Regions from separate parts of the Mus musculus genome. Here region 2 is linked to region 1. Evidence: chromatin loops called from intact Hi-C (ENCODE). Cell type or tissue: left cerebral cortex. All regions are shown on one strand. Links, peaks and the distances in the headings refer to the core of each region. The heading gives the core; the rest is flanking DNA.

Region 1 (8,672 bases), core at 6,173-8,672:
TGTTTTTCTTTACATTTTGTTTAACTTTTTTTTTTCCAATTTTTTATTAGGTATTTTCTTCATGTACATTTCAAATGCTATCCCGAAAGTCCCCCATACCCTCCCCCACCATTTTTATTTTTATGTAATATCGTTTCCCATACAGGCCCGACCTCCTGTTGTGTGTGTGCATGAGTACACATGTGCGTGTGTGGTGTATGTAGTGTGTGCATGTGTGTGTGCGCGCGTGCGTGTGTGTGGGCTTGTCCCTGTGCACATGTGCCTGTGGGGACAGGCCAGAGGACATCTCCGATGTCATTCCTCAGTCCTCATGTTCTTTGCCTTTTGAGACAGGTTCTCTCACTGGATCTCACACTCACAGGCGGGCTAAGCTAGCTGGCCAGTGAGCCTCAGGTCAGCTTTTTTCTGCCTCCCCTTGCTACGTATAGGAATACGTCATGGTCACAGTGCTTGGCTCTTTTGTGTGGGCTAAGGATCAAACTCAGGTACTTAAATTTGTGTGATAAGCGCTTTACCAGTTAAGCTAGATTCCCAGGGATTTTTTTTCCATATTTTAGGTTACAGTTTTAATTATAACCCATTCCTCTCAGATACTTTTCAAACAGGGTCTGTGTCTGATACACACACACACACACACACACACACACACACACACACACTTAATATATTAGATATGTATTAAAGCTTTCCAGCCCATATTGTCATATTCAATTCTATTAGCCTGTTGTTATATATTTATATATATATTCTGTAGTCAAGAGGAGCTAATGAAGTATTACAAGGGCACAAACCTGGTGGATTTAGAGTCTGTGATCAAGATCTCCAGACTAGCCCTGGCATAGACTACTCCATGTTTTCATACTGGATAGGTTCAGGTGAGAGTTTTCACAAGAAGTGCCTTAGAAGAAAATGGCCTGTCAATCATCCAAATGAGATGCAGGAGTGCGCTGATTTGATTACAATCGGGGTGTAGTTCAGGCTGGTCTCAGCTTTGCTATCTAACTCATGCTGGTCTTGAACCCTGACCCTCCTGTGTGTGCCTCCTGAGTGCTGAGCTTACAGATGTGCCACTAAGCCTCATTTCAAGGGTGTGATTCTTCATCTTTCCTCCCAATTGCCAGTCTTCTCAGCTGTCGGCAGAGCGTGGAAGTGACTGTCCATTCTCACCAGGATGCATGGAGGTAGTGTTTGTCCATTTTTGAACTCATTTGCTGACTTATTCACTCACTCACTCACTCACTCACTCACTCACTCACTCATCCTGTCTATAAAAAGCAGCACTATATTGTGTTAGCTCTAGAGTGCAAAATGGCCCTGGGGCCAATTCCTGAGTGCTTTAGCACTTGGAAACTGTCACTCAGTAGTTCTCACATCTATCCAGGGTGCTTAAAGAAAGACTGAAATTGACTATAGTTTGGAATATAGATACAAAAGAAATATTTTCTAAATTCTAATTTATATGCCTTTTGGGGAGTTTTGGTGTCTGTTTTGTTTTGTTTGTTTGTTTGTTTGTTTGTTTTGACAGAATGTCTCTGTGTAGCCCTGGCTGGCCTGGAATTCGTTATGTAGATCAAGCTAGCCTAAAACTCAGAGTGATCCACCTGCCTTTATCCAGATGCTGTCATTCATGGTGTGTATCGGCACAGCAGGTCACCTCTTAGGGAATGTGTGTTATTGTATGTATACACAATGTACACATACTTATGAAGGTAATATATGCACATTGTAAAAACATTTCAATCCTGCAGACGTATATGATGCAGAGGGCAAGGATGCCCAGGGATTAGGAGTAGCCCTCTGTCACCTCCAAACTAGGGAAGGCCACTGTTTCCCTGCCGTGCCGCGGACAGAACAATATACATGCTGTATTTTTATAGACAATTTAATGTAAAGCAGCTTGAGTCTTGCTCTGGAGCTCAACTTTTCACTGCACATAATTAAGTGTATTTAAAATGATTTAAAATAAATTATGAGTCATACCTCAGCCTTTCTTTACCAGTGAAATGAAATGTGATGTGTCAAACTTGAGTTAAATCCATAATCTCCTTGGATGCGCTTTTGACTTACTTGGAAGCAGGCAGGCAGGCAGGCAGGCAACTCGGAGGCAGCTTCCTGCGCCATGTTGCCATTCAACAGTGAGAAGAAGGTCAGAGTAGGGAGATGATGCCAATATGTCCATCCCAAACTGCAAGAAAGCTGTCCTGACTCAGCTGCCGCTTCTTTGTCCCTTGGGCTAGAAATGGGCCATTCAGACATTCCTGGCTATGACTAGGCCAGGCTTCTACAAAGGGCTGTTTTAAAGTAAAAATATAATCCTAGATTTTAGGTTTTGAAGAGAAAACTCCACATACCAGTTAAGGGATTATTTCACAAAAAAAAAAAAAAAAAAAAAAAAAAAAAAAAAAGGAATAAAAGGTAACAGCTGAGTTTTCTTCCACATGAAAATTACCAAATAATTGCCCAGGGTGTCACCATAAGCATCAGAAACTGAGCTTGGCCCTCAGTGTGCTTTTCCAGCGCTTTTCCAGAGGTTTTCTGGAGGGTGATCGGCAGCAGTTTTAAATATCAGATTGTGAGGAAATATACTCCCTCTCTTCCTGTTCCTGCTTATTTCCTTATTGCCAAGGATGGTGGATACAAGTCACAGAGAGGTATAATGTCACTTTGACACCACACCTGCTCCACCCCATTTCCCACCAGGGACACAACCTCAGAATGGCCACAACTCACCTGCACACATCCCAGGATCACAAGTGTCACCCAGTACACACATTTGGCAATGAAATAAGCAATACAGCAAGGAAAGGTGGGGTTTCTTTGGGACTCTGCCCTGGACATCACTTCTTCATGGGAAATATCCCTAAGACAAATGCTCACCAACAAAACCTTGAGTATCTACTTCTAACAGGAGACGTCAAAGCAGGTAATATATGACTCCTTTGGGAACAAGGAAAAATGTAAGGGACCCAAAAGAGGGTTCACAATCACCCTGACTGTTATGGGGCCTAAGTGTTTTTAGCCTGTGAGCCCGACTCGCCAGCAAAGCAGACGCCACAACAGGATCCTTCTGCACACGTTTATTGGGAGAGCATTTACTGTATAGGCAAGAAGACCCTGAGCCCAGAACTGGTGCTGCTTATATAGGCATAGGAGAGGCGTCTCTCACACCCGGATTGGTTATACATTCTACCTCATTTGCATGTTCCTCATCTGATTGGTTATTCTCTCTCAGTACCTCACTGAGGCTCATTATCATACCTCATTTGCATGTCTCTCATCTGATTGGTTATTCTCTCTCAGTACCTTGCAGAGCCTCATTATCATGCCCAGGCCAGGCAGTGACTTGGTGAAAAACTTTACTGCATATGTACACATTGGTTGCTTACCCAGACTTATGCGTGGTGGCCAGCGGTAGCCAGCGCCACCTTGTAATGGCATATGTGGCTTCCCACATTAGCCCTATCTTACCTACCATGTGTCAATCAAAACAGAAAAAAAAAAAGCCAATTCTAGGAAAGATTAAGAGAATTAAAAATTAAGAATTATTTCACAAGGCAGATCCTATCTATGTTGAGCATAACTCAGTTTAAACTTTATATTGGCTTCCATCCACGGCCTACATGCTCTCAGAGAGCAGCCTTCCAGAGGCCGTTAGCACACAGCCCTCAAAAGCAGCAGCATTTCTTCTGGTCCACCAGTTGGCATCTGCACTTGGTCATATCACTCAGCATTTGGCAAGCTTTTATACCCTGGGCTCTGGTCACTTCCCTTTAGAAGTCCATCTGGAGAACAACCTGAAGGTATCATGATTTAAAAAAAAAAAAAAAGAAGCTGTCTGGTGCTGGGTGGGATGCGCGGTGCGGGTGAGGAGAGTGTGCCTCAGTGCTGTCAGAGGCTGCTGCATCTTATTTGGGAAATGAGACAAAAATCTCTCTGTGATCAGCCACTCCATGTGACATCCCAACCCACACTCTGCTACTGACATTTTATCTCCCACTGAACAGCCCGGCTGGTGTAACATTTTCAGGATTCTTAATTTATGTCTTGCAGGATCTAAAATCAGAAGGCAGGGATTTTAAGAAAATAAGCAGTGTTGACAGGCACCTTTATACTTCAAGTAGCTGCCACACCTGGATGCCGCTAGACACTGGGCAGCACTCTCTCCTACCTCTTCCAAAATATGCCTGGAAGACAGGATGAAGATGGGAGCTGTCCTAAGCCGTTCACTTTTCTTATTCCGTATAAACCTAGGAAAAACCTTTCCTTACAACCAGTATATGTTAGCAAGTTGTTGCTGCCTCCTCCTCTCCCTCCTCTTCCTCCTCCTCCTTTTCCCCTCCCCCTCCCCTCCTCCTTCTCCTCCTCTTCCTCTCCCTTCTCCTCCTCTTCTTCTTGGTTCTCAACCTGTGGACCTGTGGGTTGCCTGGGGGGGAGGTCGCATATCAGATACCCTGCATATCAGGTATTTACATTTCAATTCATAACAGTAGCAAAATTACAGTTATGAAGTAGCAATGAAATTAATTTTGTGGTTGGGGGTCACCACAGCACGAGGAACTGTACTAAAGGGTCACAGCATTAGGGAGGTTGAGAACCACTGACTTAGAATAACTGAGATCTAAGTAACCATGCTGTCTTAGTTAGGGTTTTACTTCTGTAAACAGATACCATAATCAAGGCAACTCTTATAAGGACAATATTTAATTGGGTCTGGCTTACAGGTTCAGAGGTTTAGTCCATTATCATCAAGGTGGGGGCATGGCAGCATCCAGGCAGGCATGGTGCAGGAGGAGCTTAGAGTTCTACGTCTTCATCTGAAGACTGCTAGTGGAAAACTCACTTTCAGGCAACTAGGATGAGGGTCTTAAAGCCCACATCCACAGTGACACACCTACTCCAACAAGGCCACACCTCCTAATAGTGCCCCTCTCTAGCCCAAGCATAGACACACTGTCACACAAGTTAATTGATCTTCTTGTCTATAGCCAAGTTCTGTTGAGACCCGAAAGGACAAAGCAGCTTAGGTCATGAACTTTACATAAGCTTTATAGTCTCCTGAATGGTTGAGTCTCTGATCGTGAGTAAAGGAGACGGGGTAACGATGGCTACCCCTCCATTGAAGAGGGAATGAGGTTTCACAAAGGGCCATCATCAGGCTTAAATCATTCAGCTGCAGAGAAACTAGAACTCAAACAGAAATTGTGATTTTTTTAAATTTCTTTTCTTTGTGTTACATCATACCATGCCTTTGTAAAGGTATCACCCTGGCTAGACTTATGTCAACTTGACACACAAACTAGTGTTATCTGAAAGGAGGGAACCTCAATTGAGAAAATGCCTTCATAAACTCTGGCTGTAGGGCATTTTCTTAACTAGTGATTGATGTGGGAAGACCCAGCCCATTATGGGTGGTGCCATCCCTGGGCTGTTGGTCTTGTGTTCTATAAGAAAGCAGGCTGAGCAGGCCAGAGAAAGCAAGCCTGTAAGATCTGCCCCTTCATGGCCTCTGCATCAGCTTTGGCCTCCAGGTTCCTGCCCTACTTGACTCCCTGTCTTGACTTCCTTTGGTGATGAACGGCAATGTGGAAGTGTAGGCTGCATAAACCCTTTCCTCCTCAATTTGCTTTTTGGTCATGGTGTTGGTTGCAGCAACTAAGCCTGGGTGGACAGTAAGGTTGGATTACTCATCATTAGAAGCTGCTGGAATCTTTGCTGTTCAGGGTATTTGAGGTGCTGAAGACAAAGGCAGGATGCTAATTCACACCCTTGCTCTAGAGTGCTCAGCCTTGAGTCTTTTCTTCTTATTCTTTAAAGATTTATTTACTTATTATATGTAAGTACACTGTATCTGTCTTCAGATCCTCCAGAAGAGGGTGTCAATCCCATTCTGGACGGTTGTGAGCCACCATGTGGCTGCTGGGATTTGAACTCAGGACCTTTGGAAGAGCAGTCAGTGCTCTTAAAACCGCTGAGCTCTCTCTCCAGCCCTGGATTTATATCTATTTATCTGTACTCTTGAGCCTGGTGCCTGACTCTGCCACTAATTGCTGTCCTCAGCAAGTCGCTCCGTTCTTCTGTGCTGTAAAATAGAGATGGTCATAGTACCAATTCTCGGGTTGTGGGGGTTCAATGCATTTAGAGAAAATACTATGTTAAGCTTGGCATCATCAGCTATTCATTACCAACTTACATTTAAAATATAGTATGCATAAATCTATAATGTGTGTGCAAAAACCTCTGGTTAAATGATAGGACTAAAAACTTGTTCCTGGAGGTTAGGAAGCCGGCACACTCTGTTTATGCAGTATTCGACTCAGAGTGGAAGCTTAAGTCACACTGCATGGTGCGGCAGAGTATAACCATAACCAGGAAGCTGTAACTGCGCATCATTCAAGCAGAAGGTAGAGATTTCACAAGTGTTCCCAGTCACCTCCCCTGCATACGTTTATCTCAAAGAACAGGGCCTAGGAAGAGATGAGCAACCAAATGAATGCTGACAAAATCTCACTCTCAAAAGCGCAAGATGCACACACAGGTGCTTTAAGTTTACGTCTACACAAAGCCTATAGATTCTTCCCTCTTCTTCTCCCCTCTCTCTCTTTCCTTCTCCCCTCTTTCCTTCCCTCTTCTTCCCTCTTTTCTCCCTTCCCTCTCTTTCCTTTCTTCCCTCTCTCCCCTTCCTCTTTCTTTTCTCTCCTCCTTCCCTCTTTTCTTCCCTCTTTCCTCTCTCTCCCTCACCTCTTTTTCCTCTTCCCCTCTACCCCTTCTTTCCTTTCTTCCTCTCACCATCTCCCTCCTTGATCTCTCTTCTCTTTTCTCCCCTTTCCTCTTCTCTCTCCTATCTCCTTCTCTCCCACTCTCTTTCCTTTCCTGTCACTTTTCCCGGCATTGAGACAGGATTTTGCTTACAGGCGATGCACTCACGGCTCCAAAGAGCTGTTCTTGTCATAACTGAGGTGAAATTCCTAACAACCCTTGGTACATTAAGACCCCTCAACAGATACTAATAACCCTGAAATGGGGCGGGACCTGGGCCTGACGAGACCCCACCCACGTCCTGGGCCCGCCCCCGCTCTAGGCCCCGCCCAGAACTCGCTCTGACCGACTGTGTCGCTCTCAGCCGCCCTCTTTGTCCACAGGACGCTTGCGCACCTGTCAAGGCGCCTTGGCACTGCCCACATCCAAGTGAGTGGTACAGAGAAGCCTGAGTTTTCGGGAAGCCTGAACACAGCCTCTTTCCATGTCTTTTAGAGTTTGTTTTCGTTTCTAGGTCTTGAGAAAGCGCGGTTTTTTCCCCCCGACGTTGCGTAGGAGGCTATGTTTTAAGTCAGGCGTTCTCTAGACAGTCCGCATTTTGGATTAAGGTCCTTGCGCTGAGCTTTGGGCGGGCCTAAGGGGAAGCCGGGTCCTTTTCTAGGGCGGTCGCACAGGCAGCGGCGGTGCGAAGCGGGCCTCCGCCAACATGTACTACAAGTTTAGCAGTTTCACGCAGAAGTTGGCTGGAGCTTGGGCTTCGGAAGCCTACACCCCGCAGGTACACTTTTGCCGCGTCGCCTTGGGCCGGAGAACAGCAGCCCGAGGCAGGCAGTTGCGAGGTTCGAGCCGTGAAGGGTTTCTGCCGGCCGACCGGTCCGGCTTGCTGGTGTCCCCTGGTGTCCTTAACCACGCAGGCTTGGAGCGGTCGCCGAGGTTTCTGGGTGTGTGCTGCACCCTAGGCGAGGTTTGCATGGCACTGAACTCAGGTCTGATACCTTGCGGGGGTCAAGGTGACCCCTGGGGTGGTTGCTTGTTTAAGGTGGATTTCCCGTAGAATCTGTGAAGGATTGCAGAAGGTGACATAACTGTGTTTGGGTTTCTGCTCTCTCTGGTTGAGGTGGCCTTTGTGACTTCCTCTTGTTACTGGCCCTGTCACAGCCCAGAAAGCAGCTTTACCCAGCTACCAAATGGAAGACTGGGAGGGCGGATTTGAGAAGCTCGCTCATAAGGCATGGGAATATATATATGTGTATACATACATACATACATACATACTGGGGAAAGCATCGGAAGTGACACCCAACGAGGTTTATGCTTTTGCTAGTTTTAAAGTGGCAGACGGTGACCGTTGACTACTGGGCAATCTGACATTATCCAGGTTCCAGTTAGATCCTATCAATGGCGTTCCCATCTCCAATCTCAGTGTTGTGAAAATGTGGTATTTTAGAGTTCCACTTAATACTGGGTTAGTACTGAATTTAGCAGCCTTAATCTAGTGACCTTGACTGCCCCTTCTAATTCGGGGCAGCATTAACTTGGGTTAAATGTGATGTGTCGAGTGAGCAGATTTTCTGGCAGATGGTTGGTGCTGGATAAATGCTATATATTCTCCTGAACTGAATCACTGCTCAGCATAGTTCGAGAAGCCTTGGTGGGACACGAAGCTGAAAAACCTTGAATAGTAAGTGACCTGTATGGGCTGTAAAAGAGATTGTCATTACTGCCTCTTTTCTACCCCTATGGGACACTCCATCTTAAGGGACAGTGTTTAAGTATGATTTCATTACAAGAGTAGATGTGCTTTCAGGAGAGAGGAGGCCAAGAAGGGTCGTATGGGAGGTTGAGGAGGAAAAGTCTCAAGAGTGTTTAGGTGTTCAGTGTCTAGTGCTGTGTTGTGTCTGGTAGCTGCTGAGGTT
Region 2 (8,672 bases), core at 2,659-5,158, 270 kb before region 1:
GTTCTCATCAGTATCTAAAGGTTACAAGTTGTTTTTAAAAACAAGACAATTTGTAAGCTCTCCTCTCAGGCAAACACCTCCCACACACACTATCCTTTTTTTTCCCCCCTGAATAATCTCAAAAGACCAATATTTTGAATACCTGGGGAAAAATTCCCATTTTTCCCGGCTCTGGTGTTCACACCCACTGTGAGTATACAGCACTAAATCCCAGTTTTGCTCATATTTGTAAGTAGTTCTGTGTTGCATTTCTGCTTCCAAGGAAGAGGCCAATAGCCAGGAAATGTGGCATTTTCAACCTGCAGACCCCTCCCACATACCTCTGCAGTCGGGCTGGGAGACTTCTCTTCGTCTGACTGGGTAGGCATTTTCAGACCTCCATACTTTTTCCAATACAGCCAACAGGTCGCGCAGAGTCTACACTGCATGTTAGGTGGGCCCCAGGAATACCACTGATGAGACTGTGTGGCTAAAGACAGAGGGGAAGGGACCAGGAAATCCATGATCTCAAATTAATGGAACCTCAGAGACACCCTGAAGCCACGGCTCCCTTACAGTGCATTGCATGGGCCTGTCTACAGCCAGTTCCTAAGGCTGTAGGCCAAGCATGAACACACACAAGATGTGCGAGTGCGGTTTTCAGTACCCCGAAGATACTAAGTTGCTTGTTTCCAGCACGCATCAAATGTTTGTCACATCTATTGAGAGGAGCCACATCTTGACTTATGCCTCAGGCTGCTGAGACTTTATTTTGTTAATTAAAATTTACTTCATTATATACATGTCTAGAAATAAGTCTTTCCATGGATATGACTATTACTCTGAAGCTCCTTGGCAGTGTGGAAAACCTGAACAGAGTGGTTTAGAAGCTCTCTTAAGGATTGCTACGGTCCTGAAGAGAGGACTCACTGCTAAGTCAGGAGAGCCAGGTAAAATCAGAAACCTGCCTGCTGTTTCTTTCCTCGGGAAACAAAATCTCACTTTAGAATTTCTTCCTGAATACAGAAAGTCCCTATCATGTGAGCAGAGCACAGCTCCTATGCACCATGCTTAGTAAGGCCTGACCCCAGCTGGTTTACTGTTTGGCTGGACACACAGCCTGTGTCAGCTTCTGCCGCTCACACTTGGGTCCCACATGAAAAGCTTCCCGAAGCGGAGCCAAAGAGCGATGGGAACCGAGGAGGTGCAACACAGTTAAACATGCAGGCCCGGACTACTACACAGAGCCTGTTTGAACGGTTGTCCCTGCCTGTAAGTCAGCAAGCACAGGAGGGTGTCCACTAAGAACACCTCACAAACCAGCATGCAGAGCTGGACTACCGCTAGCACTAGACCTGGGCTGGGCATGGAAAGCCCCTGGGTCCAGTCCCCTACCCACACCAAAAGAGCCAGAAAATAGACTACTACACGTAGTTGTAGTTGCCTTTAGCCAATTCAGAATAACTTCCATCATGTGCCGCTCTTGGAAAATTCCTTTCAAGCCAGGCCAAACCCCTTTCCCCTTTTAACTTAAAACATATAATAAAGTTGGCTTTTTCCAGGCAGATTTTGCACCAACATTTTCATTATATGCATGTGTCATGAGTACAGGTGCCCTAGAAGGCCAAAGGTGCCGGGCACACCTGGGGCTAAAGTGACAGTTGATTGTGTGCCCCTGATGTGAGTGCTGGCAACCACACTCAGGCCCTCTGCAAGATCAGGGCACCCGCTGGAGAGTGGTGAGAGTGGAGCGTGGCAGGCATGGCTCTGGCAGGCCGTACCCTTCTCCCTCATTCCCTCTGCCTTACTGAAAACCGTTAGACTACATCCCTAAAGCTAACCACAAGGCCTATTTCCTTACTTGGCCACTTCCTCCTCCTTAGGCTGACTACCAAGGTCCAGCAATCAAAGTCTCTGCAATCCAAAGCCCCCTTTGGCTCATCTAATTAACATGCCCAATTAAAATTAGTCACCTCACTCTAACACTAAGACTCCCCTTGTACCTTTATAAGCCTCCATTTGCCTATGCGCTCGTCCGTCTCCTCTCTCTGCAGAGGCCTCAATGAGACAGACACCCCTCCCCCCGCCTCCTCTCCTTCCTCCTCATCCTCCATCTCCTATGTTTGTCTCTTATTCCCTGTCCTCTGTCCTTCTGGGGCAACTGGCTCTCCTTTGTGTGAGAACCTGATCCTGGGCTGATACTTTTCCTTAGACTCTTTACCCCTGAGCTAGCTCTCTAGTCCCCAACTTGACTGTTGACATCCAGATGAGGGCACCAAGGACACATATACATACGTCCACCTGCACACGTGTATACCCACATAGGAATGTGCACACATAGAAGAAGAAATAGAGTTGGGCTGTGGTGGCACATGTCTGTGATCCAATCTCTCCAGAGGATGCTGAGGCAAGGGGGTGGCGAGTTGGAGGCCAGCCTGTGCTCGAGGGAGACCCTGCCTCAAGAACCTGACCCATAGCAACAATGACAGAGAGGAGAGCCTCTGCTGTTGTTTGAGATTTAAAACATACAATGTATCGGCTGCGGGCCAGACCATCTCCATAGCCCCATACAACAGGGGCACACATAAGAACCCTGCAAGCAGAGGTGTGCACAGTAAGGCCCGAGGCCAAAAGCAAATATCATAACCTGGCCTTTCCCCACCTGGTGCCCTGGGAGCTTGAGGGCTGTAAGCTCTTATCCCCACACCTGCCTCTTCGCTACAAGTAGCAGACACATTTAATTTGTCAGAGGACATTGAGGAACTCCAAGAGGGGATTTGGTATGTATCACAGCACAAAGTGAATATAACAGCATACAGTTCAAACAAACAAACAAACCCTGCCAGCAAGCATAGATCCACAGAAGAAAACCAGAGCCAATGCACACTCACCTTAGCAAGAGCGCTCAGCCAATATCCACTGATCCCAGCGTGGGCTTGTGTGTGGGGGTGGGGGTGGGGGGGGAGCGGACACCCGCTCACTGAAGAGACGCTGCCCTGTCTCTGAGCAGCAGGCATGCTTTCTAGAACCTTCTCAGTAACCCACCCCACAGCAGAGGACAGTTCCCACACTTAGCCAGGCCTGGCCTGAGCAGACTTACCGTAGCAGCTCTCGCAGGCTCGCCCTAGGAGGGCGCTCTGGGGCTGAAACTGGGTCCCCACAGCTCCATTCACAGTGCCAGCCTTGCCGTTGCTGCTGGAGATTTGGTTGGGATTTGGTTTGCTGCTTTCAATGAAATGTAAAGTGAGATGATAAAAACAATTTGTAGGACAAGGTCAAAAGCAGGCACCTCCTTACTAATTTCCCTTCCCTGAAATACGAACAGATACTTAATCCATTTAGTGAGGAAGACAGAGACTGGGAAAAGCAGGGTGTGAAGATGCACCCAAGTATGGGAGGCAGTGAAGGGAGACAATGAAAAGGAAGTATGGTGGGAGGTGCGAACAAGGATGCTGGGATGGACCCAGGACTTTGTACACTAACCTAAAAAAAAAAATAACAACAACCGCAAACACATACACCAAACAACAACCAAAAGAAAAAGAAAAAAAAAAACAAAACAAAACGAAATACATTGGCACACATGATTCCAGGAACTTACATAAGAGGGTATATTTGGTGCAATGATAAGAAAAAAGAAACAAAATAAAACCAAGGCACTCATTTTGCAAAACAGAGCTATAAAACAGCCAGAGTCCTGTCTCAGGCACTCTGCGGCGAAGGCATGGCTCCTGTGGACACCATACCGGTGCCAATTCTCCACAGCTCGCTGTACTTTTGAAAGACAGAAGCCCCTGGGCTTTATCTTCATCAGACATTTTCCTGACAAAGACAGCCTTTGATTGGGTGTTAAGGTAAGGGCAGTGCTGTGGGGCTGGAAGAGCCCTGGCTCCTCTCCTGCTTGGGATGACGCTGTGGCCGCTACAGTGCTCCCGAGGGGGTGAGGCTAGCTTTGCAGGGCCACCCGCCACACACAGCCAAGGAGCACCTGTCCCAAGCTCGAGATAAAAATTCACATTATGTTTTCTGAGGCAGATTAGCAATTGGATGAGAAAGCTTTTGAGTTCATGTTTTAGATTTGTTTTTCCCTCTTCTGTTTTAAGAAAACACTTTCAGGGGCTGGCAAGATGGCTCAGCGGGTAAGAACACTGACTGCTCTTCGGAAGGTCCTGAGTTCAAATCCCAGCAACCACATGGTGGCTCACAACCATCTGTAATGGGATCTGATGCCCTCTGCTGGTATGTCTGAAGTCAGCTACAGTGTACTTATGTATAATAATAAATAAATCTTTGAAAAAAAAAAAGAAAACACTTTTAGGAGAAAAAAAGACATAGGTCAGGAGGCTAAGTACAAACGCATCAGAGACGCTGGTAAAACTGAATGCAGACTGGCCAGCACAGCTCTAACTCTTTAAACACATAGGCTGCACATGTCAGGGCACTTACTATGTAAACAGAGCTGACAGTAGGCTAACCCCTGCTTAGAGCTGTGCCTACAGCTGCATGCACAGTGCACACCATTCAGAAATACAGACTCACTACATAGGAAACAAAGATCTGCCCCAGAAGAGCTTCCTGCTAGTGAACCTTTCATCTCTGTTACACTGTGAGACCCCTCTCCCCAGCTCAGGACACACACATTCACAAACAAACAAACAAACAAACAAACGAAACAGGTTTTGTTGTTTGTTTAGTATTTTTGGAACAAAAAGAAGAGAAGCGGGGCTGGCACTGTAAGCCTTTAATCACAGCCTCCAGACAGTGGCAGTGGCATCGCTGTGAGTTCAAGGACAGCCTGGTCTACAAAGTGAGTTCTAGGACAGCCAGGGTTATGGAGAGAGTGAGAGAGAGCGAGAGAGAGAGAGAGAGAGCGAGCGAGCAAGAAAGAGAGAGAGAGAGAGAGAGAGAGAGAGAGAGAGAGAGAGTCTCAAAAAAGAAAAGAAAGGAAGTAGTTCAGAGAAACTCAAGTTCCCAAAGAGGTGTTAACATTTCCAGTTGAAAAGGACTCTGCCATGGACTGGCTCAAACAATGCCCCTACTCACTTAAATCTAGTGAAACGTTTCCCAGAAATGTGGAAACTTGGCATTTAAATGCAGGACTAAAGATTTGAGTCTAAGAAGGGCCAGTGCTGGGCTGGAGAGACGGCCCAGTGGTTAAGCGCACTTGCTGTTCTTGCAGACGACCTGGGTTTGATTCCCAGCACCCACACAGTGGCTCACAACCGTTCACAACTCTGATTATTATGTGTAAATAGTAACTTGAGGCAGGTCCAGGGAGGATAATGACAGGTATAAAATGTTCCAGGTTGTGAGAGACCGTGGGAGGGTGTTTTAGAGGAAGGACAGTTTCACGGAATATTTTCATAAACATTTCTTGGTGCCCACAATGCAGTGGCTTTGTGTACTGGTCAGTGTGTTCAGTGTATGCTGCACTTACATTCCTTACTCCTTTTATGATGGAACAAACTCGCAGTGGCCTCACCTAATATTGCGCCACCTTCTCTGAGCTTGGTGACTCGCAGGAACAGTCACCTAACTGTGGACCTAACCTTGACAAGCCGAGGTCAGTCACCTCCCAAACAGCACCGCTTCCAAAGCTCTTCCTAGGTCAAGCTGGTGCCATCTCTCCTCCTGAGCACCCATAGCCAGTCTCCCCATATATGCCCTGCTGCTCCCTGGATCCAAATGAAACCTGTCATCTTCAAGACCATGACTCCTCTTTCAAATTTGTCCATTCTTCAAATCATGGGTACCCATACTGCACTGCCCTGCCCCTGGGGCTGGCTGACTACTCTCTTCACACCAGGCACACCATTTTTCTCCAGGCTCCTCTATTGTGTTCGGTCCTGTCCCAGCTCAGGACACCACTCGCTGTTCAGTGCAACTGCCTGCAGCCATGTGCACTCACACTTACTTCCTCAAAGACTCTTTTTGGGGGGGGGGCATAACAAAATATTTACAGCTCCTCCCCCAACGCTATCTTCTTGGTCACTGTTCTTAGCAGGCAAGGTCTGCGCAAGGTCTGTACCACATGCCTCTGGAGGGCAGCTGATCTTCTTAACCTGCCCTCGGAACTAAACACAAGGTTTTGACTGTAGGAGGCTGCCAGGTTCAAAACAGGACAGAAAAAGAGCTTTCATGATCTATTGAAATAACAACATTCTATTTCCCAGTTAACTGGGAAATTCATTGGGGAGGAACCAGATTTACATACAACTCTGTTACTCAGCTTATTTTTAAACAATGCAAACGAGGCATATTTTTTATGAGTATGATTAGAAATTGTTCTCCAAGGATCATTTAAATCTAGATGTAGGAAACTTTTCTTATAAATGGCTCAGTAGTAAAGAAGTTTAAGTTTGTGGGTAACACAGTCACAACAACTAAATTGTGTGCTTGTGACATTATTGCAGGTGGCTTGGACAATCTATAACTAATACGCAAGACTGTGCTCCAGGGAAAGTTATTTTCAGAAACAGTTGACAATTGAGATTTTTATCCAGACTACTGTGTGGATCCCTGGCTCAGATAAAGACACCAAAGCCAGGGTACATTGAATAAAATCAGTCATTGGGTCACTGAGTCCCCACAGGTGCCGCGTGTTCGCTCTGAGGTGTCAGCACTGTGGGGCACTGTGGGACAGGGGCAAGGCTGTTTGCCCTGAGAAGCTCAGACTTGAGTCACAACCAGGGTTTTTCTTGTGGAACAACATATTTTGAATTTGTAAAGTAAATACATAATTTTAAAGGATATCAAAACAACACTGCAGAAGAAATAGAATAATTATGGGATGTGTAAATTACAGCTTTCAAAAAGTAAAAGAAAGCCAGGTGTGGTGGCGCACGCCTTTAATCTAAAGCACTCGGGAGGCAGAGGCAGGCAGTCCTCTGAGTTCGAGGCCAGCCTGGTCTACAGAGTAAGTTCTAGGACAGCCAGAGCTACACAGAGAAACCCTGTCTCAAAATAATAAAAAAATAGAAAGCAAAACAAAACACCCCCCCACACACACACACAACAACAAAACAACAAGAACCATGACAAGTACATCAGTTATGCCCTGAGGTAAATGTCCGCGAAGCCTCCTGCGTGTACGAACATGTACTATGCAATATACCCAGACCCAGCACAGAAACATCTACACAGAATTGCTGGTTTTAGCTCAAAGAATTTGAAAAATCTTGAAGTGGCAAAGAGAAAGTTGTCGTAGATTTGAGTAACCAAACCTAAGACATCAACGATGGACGAGTGTGATGCCCTTAACACAGATGGAGTGAAAAGAAAACTGACACTCACTTTTATACGACCATGACCTGAAAACCCAAAAGATGTGATAGGATGCTAGATGCAGGAAACAACCAGAACCTATTGACCATCTCCTCACGAAGTGTGGTCCAAGAAAACAACGTAAACCCCTCAGCAAATCATGCAAACAACACACCTCACAGTAACGAGGCACACTACCCAAGGACGCTCCTCCTGCCCTGCAGAATTCTCACTAAGTCCTAGCTGTGTCAAACAGCTGCTTTTAGTAACACGGTTACTCTCTCTCTCACAGGGACATCTGACACTTGCCCTGTAGCTTCATACAAAAACAAGCTGCGCTTGAGCCTCCAGCCCTTGTGCAGGTCACCCACTCCTTCCCAAAGTTGTTGCGTAGGACAACAGAAAACAAGTTCTGAGCTTCGAGGAGGAAAAACAGGTAAGAAAGACACACAAAACTATTCAGGTTTGTCACAGCGAACAAATGGCGTGCTTGGAAGGGCAGGGTTAAGAGCAGGACAATGTCTCAAAGGACTCGATTACTTACTAAGTCGGGATGTACACTTGTTTCAGTTTGCTCTCGGCTTCTGCGGCCTTTAGGCGCTTCTAATTCAAAAGATAGACAAGACGTTTTACGTGGAATGCATACCAATCATTAACACCCCATCTGCCTTACAGTGCACAATTCATTATCTTAAGACTTCTTCCATGTACATAAGCTAAAGCCTCAGTAACTTTTAAGAGAGCCATTAGCTTCTGAACCACAGAACTGTAAGCATACGCAAAACTCCACTTCCCAATCTTCTATTGTTGTTGTTGTTTTCTGACACAAGTTTTCTCTGTGTAGCCCTGGCTGTCCTGGAAATCACTTTGTAGACCAGGCTGGCCTCGAATTTGCAGAGATCCGCCTGCCTCTGCCTCCCAAGTGCCGGGATTAAAGGCGTGCGTCACCATGTCTGGCAGCTGCCCAATCTTCTATGAGGAAACTCTAAGGACTTTTCTGGTGTGCGTGAGTGTGTGATTTGGACCTGTGGCCCCACATATGCCAAGCACGTGCTCTACCACGAAGCTTTACCTCCAACTCTCAGGACAGTGACAAGGGCCATTCTTATTTTTACAGGTTTAGTTTCCCATTTTACCTCTTGTCTTTCTGAAAGGAATATGCGTGCAAACACTGCCCCCCACCCCCAATACAACATTTGCTTTTAGAAAAATTATTTAGTATCTAAACTCTATGCAAGAGAGAGTGACTGTAGTTACTCAGAATAGAATGGAACAGAGCTGTACCCTCACGTGATGGAGCACATGCAGTAACTAACTATCAGTCAGTTCTGAGACAGAGCTCGCTATTAGGCTGAGCCTGGCCTGGAACTCACCACCATGCTGTTCAGCCTTGCCTCAGACTCCCAAGTGCAGGGATTGCCGGTCTGTAC

The links. A loop is a pair of places that touch in the nucleus more often than their neighbours do. Peaks named below come from ENCODE experiments on the same cell type or tissue, not always from the same donor. Only the 100,000 strongest peaks of a DNase experiment are listed, where the experiment ranks them.
Region 2: a loop joins it to region 1, with 1.9 times the contacts of the local background. A loop is called at or near these places in 1 of 42 quality-filtered maps.

The regions. Positions count from the first base shown.
Region 1 is chr17:83,513,066-83,521,737 of GRCm38, reverse strand. It overlaps Cox7a2l (cytochrome c oxidase subunit 7A2 like), which reads left to right and starts at 7,405. Exons shown (of 3, transcript NM_009187.3): 1 at 7,405-7,534. The coding sequence starts at 7,463. In left cerebral cortex, for the core only: a CTCF peak has its summit at 7,131; DNase peaks (open chromatin) are centred at 7,159, 7,359, 8,121, 8,296 and 1 more place; H3K4me3 peaks cover 2,490 bases; H3K27ac peaks cover 2,224 bases.
Region 2 is chr17:83,783,450-83,792,121 of GRCm38, reverse strand. It overlaps Mta3 (metastasis associated 3), which reads right to left. Exons shown (of 17, transcript NM_001379391.1): 11 at 7,787-7,845; 12 at 3,080-3,201; 13 at 321-469. Among named protein-coding and RNA genes, the nearest start is that of Gm46597, 9.8 kb to the right of the region's middle. In left cerebral cortex, for the core only: CTCF peaks have their summits at 3,114 and 4,202 (motif pointing left); a DNase peak (open chromatin) is centred at 3,132.